Regions from separate parts of the Homo sapiens genome. Here region 1 is linked to region 2. A link is a contact called in ENCODE Hi-C or POLR2A ChIA-PET data. All regions are on one chromosome and are shown on one strand. Each heading gives the region's core, a stretch centred on a gene start or an enhancer-like site at or near the end of the contact. The rest is flanking DNA. Distances are from core to core; before and after follow the strand shown.

Evidence for each region. Hi-C counts contacts between places; a loop is a spot of excess contacts on that map. ChIA-PET counts read pairs that join two places held with the same protein, here RNA polymerase II (POLR2A). Pooled maps may share reads with other maps.
Region 1: a map of naive thymus-derived CD4-positive, alpha-beta T cell shows a loop between it and region 2 (4-fold over the local background). The contact joins two enhancer-like sites. A Hi-C loop is called at or near these places in 15 of 168 maps with a recorded cell type or tissue (CD14-positive monocyte, CD4-positive, alpha-beta T cell, CD4-positive, alpha-beta memory T cell and 9 more) and 13 of 50 pooled maps. POLR2A ChIA-PET finds 5 or more read pairs at or near these places in 20 of 52 experiments (A549, CD4-positive, alpha-beta T cell, CD4-positive, alpha-beta memory T cell and 12 more).

The regions. Positions count from the first base shown.
Region 1 is chr5:39,195,068-39,198,558 of GRCh38, reverse strand. The region is part of intron 2 of FYB1 (FYN binding protein 1); the gene reads left to right. Among named protein-coding and RNA genes, the nearest start is that of FYB1, 23 kb to the left of the region's middle. Within about 2 kb of position 1,792, at least 8 of the 41 ENCODE cell types and tissues checked have a DNase peak (open chromatin) inside an H3K27ac peak, as active enhancers do; they include CD14-positive monocyte, where a contact is called at or near this core.
Region 2 is chr5:39,147,526-39,151,225 of GRCh38, reverse strand. The region is part of intron 3 of FYB1 (FYN binding protein 1); the gene reads left to right. Among named protein-coding and RNA genes, the nearest start is that of FYB1, 70 kb to the left of the region's middle. Within about 2 kb of position 2,450, at least 2 of the 41 ENCODE cell types and tissues checked have a DNase peak (open chromatin) inside an H3K27ac peak, as active enhancers do; they include CD14-positive monocyte, where a contact is called at or near this core.

The sequences.
Region 1 (3,491 bases), core at 543-3,042, 48 kb before region 2:
CAAGTAATCATTAATTTGAACTGTCATAAATAGGGCACCATCTGTGTATGTATACATATTATTACTAATATGTACATGGGATTTTAACTTTTTTCAAAGGACTTTCAAAATGTTTATGTCTTTTATTACTTATAATGTCCCATGAATTAGATACAGCAGTTTAATGAACCCATTTTAAACCAATGTGCAGAGTTGCCAGGTTATCTATTAGTAATGTTATTAATGGTACAGAGCCTAGCATGAGAGTTGTTTGCCATATAATGTAGACTTCAAAGTCAGTGGACCTGGGGTTTAAGCATGACTAATGTACTAGCTATGTGACCTTCGCTTTACCTCTTTCCGTGTATGTCTTTCTTCATTTGAAAAAACGAGTATAATACCACCTACTTCGCCAGCACATTATAATCACTACATGAGATTCGTTGTAAGTGCTTAATACAGAATTTGACATATAATAGTATCAAAATAAGTGAGCATTGTCTATAATTTTATTACTTTTATTAGCATTAAAATTTTATCACCAGCCCCATGATATTCTGATCATCTTATAGTATAAATCATTTTATATTATACTATATTATTCTAGGAATCATGAAACTGCATTTTACTTACTTCTGTTTGTAATATAGAAATGTATTTGTGATTTATGATGCCAGAGTCAAACAATGATTGTTGGAAGAGAGGTTTCCCACCAGAAGTCCATGAAATTTCTGCGCTCAGATGCCTCCTTCCCTACAGCAAAGGCTGGTAGAGAGCAGTAGGCGGCACCCAAGTGGCACTAGGTCACAAGTGCCCCCAGATTTTGCCATCTCCTACTGGCTGAAGCCAAGCGAAGGCATCTGACTCAGCCAAGCAGAGGTGGAGAGGCTGCAAAGCCAGTATAGATGGCTGTTATCCCAAGACACTGGTATTATCAAAGGCAGTTTTCGAAGGTCATTGTTTCCAGAGTGCATTTGCTTTCCCCATTACCTGTCAACCTGGAAGAAATAAATAAATGTGGCCAATGGATTTGCTCTGGATTATGATTGGCCACAGCTGCTTAGATTGGCAACTTCCAGGGAAAATGCTTCTTAGTGTGCTGCTACAGACCCTAAAATTTTTTGAGATTGGAGTTTTTACATGAACTCCAACAAAAAATGCCCTAAACACACCTGACTAGGCATGAATTTTCATATAACAGGGCTTCCAGATAAATTATTTGCTGCATGGTATAATTAGAAAATTATTTATTTGCTTGTAATAAAATGGGAAAGAAGAGAGATTCTATGCTTTAGAAAAAATGAGATTCTATTACTAAATATTTATTCACTAAGATTTAATAGTTATTGACGGGAGCAAAATGAAATGCCTTGCTCAGTGAATGCAGAGACTCCAAAAAGACTATTTTTTCTTGTTAGAAGTAATTATACTAGTGTTCAAATTAACAAACATTCATCTAATAACTCTATATGCCTTTTAAACTAATACTGTTTTCATAGCCTTCTACCTCATTTCTTCCTTTCCAGGTTCTCATCCAATTCTTTAAACCTCTTCCCCAGATATACCCTCCATCTCATCATCTTTGCCCAATGTATTAACTGTTAAAAATATTCATCATTTATTGAGGACTTGCTATATACCACATACACATTATGCCGTTTATTCCTCTCAAGCCATGAATAGGAATTCTATGAGTAAACTAAAGCTCAGAGAGGTTAGGTAACTTGCCCAAAGGCATAACATGACTAAACAAGGCTGGGGTCAATCTCATGTCTTTCTGATTCCGCAGACTGTGTTCCCACCCGCATTCCACTTCCTCGTGCTGGGCTGCCTCTCTTCAAACACAGAATATCACAAGACAATGAATCAAGCATAAATGAAACTCCCAAAATCCTCATTCCTCTCCCTTTCTGTGGCCTTTGGTTGAAACATGCCTTTTGTTTGTTGTCTGTTTTGTAAATACCACTATAAGCTCCATGAAGACAGAAGCCAGTCTGCTTGCCATTCTCTCATTTGGAGTACAAAAGTAATATAAATTTTTGTTAGCTTCTCAAGTTTATTCTTTCACAGAATTCTATTTAACCAGACCGGGTGCGGTGGCTCATGCCTGTAATCCCAGCACTTTGGGAGGCCGAGGCGGGCTGAACACCTGAGATCAGGAGTTCAAGACCAGCCTGGCCAACATGGCGAAACCCCAAAAATACAAAAATTAGCCAGGCATAGTGGTGCGCACCTCCCAGCTACTCAGGAGGCTGGGGCAGGAGAATCATTTGAACCCAGGAGGTGGAGGTTGCAGTGAGCCGAGATTGCACCACTGCACTCCAGCCTGGGTGACAAAGCGAACCCTATCTCAAAAAAAAAAAAAAAAAAAGAAAGAATTATATTTAACTAGAATTTATTTACTCCCAGATTTTGTTCAGTATTAGATTTTAATACTCTATAGCTTAGCAATTGTTTTAACACAATAGATAACCCCTGCCAGTAGACTTGTACTCAACTGAATGGAGCTTGGACACAAAATAAATGTTATAAGAGAGGGTCTATCTTGCAGATCTATTGAGCTCCCTTCCTTGTAAACTGTAAGCTTGACTCTAACATGTTGCTTTCTGATCATGAAGCTAAATTTTTTTTTCCTAAGAACAATTTAAGGTTACAAAAGACTAAACGTTTTTTTTAAAAAAACCCAAAATATCAAAATATTCTCTGAACTAACCTTTCCTTTGCTTCCTTTTGGGTCCTGAGCCAGTTCTGAAAGGGCTTCTTCCCATGTGTCAACACAATGCCTCACCAAAGTTTGGGTTCATAAGAATCCCTGGCCTGACTATTGGTTTGCATGTATGATTTAGTAAAAACCTGCTGGGAAATATTCAGTTTGACCCTTTTTTCTAGTCTTGTTCTTAATACTGCTGAGAGACCAAGACTGATTTTTTCCATATGTTAGCTATAGGAATGATCAGTTAAGCACCTTGACAGCAACAGGTGTAAGGCGAGGGCCCCAGAGGGCATTAACAAAAGACTGATGGCCCCCTCCTCATCTGTGTATGTATCATTTAACTAATCCAGCCTACAACAACTTGAAACCAAAAGGTGCCTGGGCTATTTTCACCAGCAAGTAACTTGTTTCCAGGAGTGGGTAAGATTTTCCTTCACAGGCCCCAAAGCTATCACCTTTCTTTTTCCCCCCATTCTCCTTTTATGTGTACTCTCTTAACATGACCTTATTAGATATTTACATATTGAAAACTGTTTTATATCAGCATGTGGCAGTATTTTCCAAATTGTTGCTCCTAGCCACCACAGGGAAAAAGGATTCTATGTTCACATTTTAGAAACGTAGCGGTAAGTGCTATTCTTTAAAGCAAGATTTCTCCAAGTATTAATATGTCACTGTGCACTGGGAACGTAAGAACATGATACAAAAAGAAGAGATCCCGGGATGCTTTGACTGAAACGGCTCACAGACTGGACTATTACAGGACACTGAATCACTGGAGGCAAAGCTCTCTCATACA
Region 2 (3,700 bases), core at 1,201-3,700:
AGCAGAGGTAAGTGGTGGAGGTGGAGTGTGAGGGTGGCATTGGGGACAGCATGTTGCTGCTTGAGAGAAGTATATATTTATACTTTTGCACCAACCTAATAGAAAATGATACTTGAGCAAAGATTCAAAGGAAGTAAGGGAGTTAGACATGAAGGAAGACTGTTCTAGGCACAGAGCGCAGGTAGAGAGAGCAAGGGAAGGAATGGTAGGGAAAGAGTCAGCTTATGTAGGGCCTTGTAAGCCATGATAGAGATTGCAGCGCTTATCTTGAGTGAAATGGGAACCACTCAAAGAGCTACATCAGAGCAGTGACATTTTCTGACTTGTGCTTTATAAAAATCACCTTAATGGCTATGCTGAGAAGAGACAGTAGGTAGACAATTGTCAAAGCAGGGAAATCTGTTAGATATCACAGAAATGCAGGCAAGGTATGCAGTAGCACTGACCATGATGGGAACAGTGGAGGTGGTGAGAAGTGTCCATATGTTGGGTGTATTTTGAAGAGAGAGACAAAAGAATTTGGATTTAGTGTATGAAGGAAAATGGGAATCTAGAATGGGTGGTTCCAGTGTTTTTGGCCCAAGCAACTGTAAGTATCATGCTTCCATCAGCCCAAGCACCACCATGAGGAGGCTGAAGATGTCAAAGGATGAAGATGTTAAAATCACAACAGATCTAAAGATCTCAAGAGTTTCTATTTGCACGTCTAAAATTGGGCAACACTTTGTTCCATAAAGTAAAGTAAGTGTTCCAAAGATTGAAGCAGAGGAGGTTGGCTTTATAAACAAAAAGAACTAAAGAAAGCAGAAACAAAAACCAAAAAGTGGATTGGTCATTTCAAAGTTACTTTCCTTGTAAGGCAGGTACAGGGAGATAGAACAATAGAAAGATAATGGGTTGGTTAACATCAGGTACTTCAGGTCAGTCTTTCCTGTAAAGATTAAAACAGAGCTTCATTATTATGACAGAAAGCGAAAACTGGCCTCTTCAGGCAGCTAGGCCATTCTCTCTCTCTCCTGATTTCCCAAAAGGCCAGATAACAACTCAGTTTCAGTTTGGTGAGCGTGGGTGACTCCATTTTGATTTTTAATCTGGTCTTCTGGGGCCCAGTGCGGGAATTTAGTCGAAAAAAAATGGCCTCCTAGATTTTGTTTAACAAAGGTGAACAAGTTTTGTTTAACAAAGGTGAGGAAGATCTGGAGGTCATGGCTATGTTAAGTTTGAGGTACCTTTTAAGCATCCAATTGGGTAAGAAGTTCTGGGTTTAAAATAGGAGAGAAATAGGAACACATTTCACACTGAAAGTCATAAGGCTGGTTAAGATGACCAAGGAAGGGAGTGTAAACAGAGAAGAAAGGAACTGAGCTCTGGGGCACTGTAACTCTCTGAGGCCTGGGAGGAGGAGAAGGGGCAAAGGAGAATAACAGGAACAATCAATAACGCCGGGGTCTTGGAAGCCCAGGAAAGGAAGCATCCAAGGAGGAGTCAGTGAGAAACTGTGTCAGGTGCTGGTGGAGGCCAAAAAGTGAGGACTGTGGAGGTCAGTGCAGGGGAAGTTGTCAGGAGTGGTGGCGATACAAGGCTGATTGAAATGGCTTTAAAAGAGTATGAAAGGAGAGGAATTGGACAGAGCAAATATAAACAACTCCTTTACAAAGAAAGGGCAACCAAAGAAATGGGACAGTAACTGATGGGAGAAATGAGATCAAGAGCCTTTTTAAAGATGGAAATAACAGCACTTTTGTAGGCTGATGGAAAGATCCAGTCAAGAGGGAAAAATGGTAAGGGTGGAGAGAGGGGAGAATTGCAGGAGCCAAGCATTAGAGCAGCAGGGAGCAATGGCTTCCCTAAGGTTTACAGTTCTCCCTAGCATGTGGAGTGGAATCTCTAATTGGGATCAAGGAAGGAATTTTAGAAGACAGGGTGGACTTTATCATCTGCAGCCTGTTCTGCCTACTCCTAAAGCTGTTCCCAGAAGTAACTTGCAATCATATCATTCAGGTCAGGATGTTTTAAGAGTGTAAAAGATTCCAGACAGGTGAGAATCAGAAATCCTAAATAACTGAAAATAAAGTAGTTGAGGCCAAAGTTATATTGTATTTTAAATTGTATTGTTTCCCCACCTAGTGGTCAGAAATCAGTTTGTTACATTTTCTGCTATTTTTACTCAGGCATTTGAAGAGAAAATGAAATGGGTCAAAAGAGCATGTTTATCATTTTTAATGTTCAAATCAACACCTTTTAGTGTAATACATTTCTTGGTACCTTTTTAAATTATAATTTTAACATCATAATTTTTCATATTGAAACAGAATCAATGGTTGTGTTTTGGCATATCAAACAAATTACATGGTTATTAATAGTAATGAGACAGGAAAAGTGATGTAATAAAAAATAGTAAATAATGGGAAGTGACTAAGGTTAGAAAAGGGAAGGTTCAACAGTTCTTACCCTGAAGTCATTCATAGTTAGTTTAAAGGGTTTTTTGGTTTCTGTTTATGTGTGTGTTTTATTTTTTGTCTGTAAAATTGGAGGAAAAGTAAGAATTTACCATTATAACCTTTTCATTAATTAGAGATGCTTAAAATGTTCTGAAACTTGAGACTTGCCGTATCAGTAGCCAGCTGCCAGATAGTCTTCTCTCACACTAGTTGGAAAGTGTTGGCTTAAACAAGTCAGTTTTCAAATTCCTCGTGGGTTAAATATAGGAAGACATGTTCCAGAGAAAAGGCCGCAAGATTTTACTCCCAGTAAGGCAGGTATAGAACAAAGTTTAATGTGTCATGTAGATTTCTTCCTCCTTCTTTAAAAAAAAAAAAAAAAAAAAAAAAAAAAAAAAAAAAACCTGCTGATAATTAAAAGCTAAATGCATGAATAGCCAATAAAGTAAAAGGCCAGCTGGGCATGGTGGCTCATGCCTATAATCCCAGCACTTTGGGAGGCCGAGGTGAGCCAATCACATGAATCCAGGAATTCAAGACCAGCTTGAGCAATATGATGAAACCCTGCGTCTACAAATATATATATATATATATATATATATATATATATATATATATATATATATATAAAAAATACATATAATATACATATAATGATAAGGGTGGAGAAAGGGAAGAATTGCAGGAGCCGGGCATTAGAGCAGCGGGGAGCAATGGCTTCCCTAAGGTTTACAATTCTCCCTAGGGTGTAGAGTGGAATCTCTAATTGGGATCAAGGAAGGAATTTTAGAAGACAGGGTGGACTTGCCGGGCGCGGTGGCTCACGCCTGTAATCCCAGCACCTTGGGAGGCCGAGGAGAGCAGATCACAAGGTCAGGAGATTGAGACCATCCTGACTAACACGGTGAAACCCCGTCTCTACTAAAAATACAAAAAATTAGCCGGGCGTGGTGGCGGGCGCCTGCAGTCCCAGCTACTCGGGAGGCTGAGGCAGGAGAATGGCGTGAACCTGGGAGGCGGAGCTTGCAGTGAGCCTGGGCGACAGAGCAAGACTCCGTCTCAAAAAAAGAAAAAAAAAAAAAAAAAAGACAAGGTGGACTTTATCATCTGCAGTCTGTTCTGCCTACTCCTAAAGCTGTTCCCAGAAGTAACTTGCAATCATATCATTCAAGTCTGGATGTCTTAATAGCATAAAAGATTCGAGACAGGTGAGAATCAGCAATCCTAAATAACTTTGAAAATAAAGTAGTTGAGGCCAA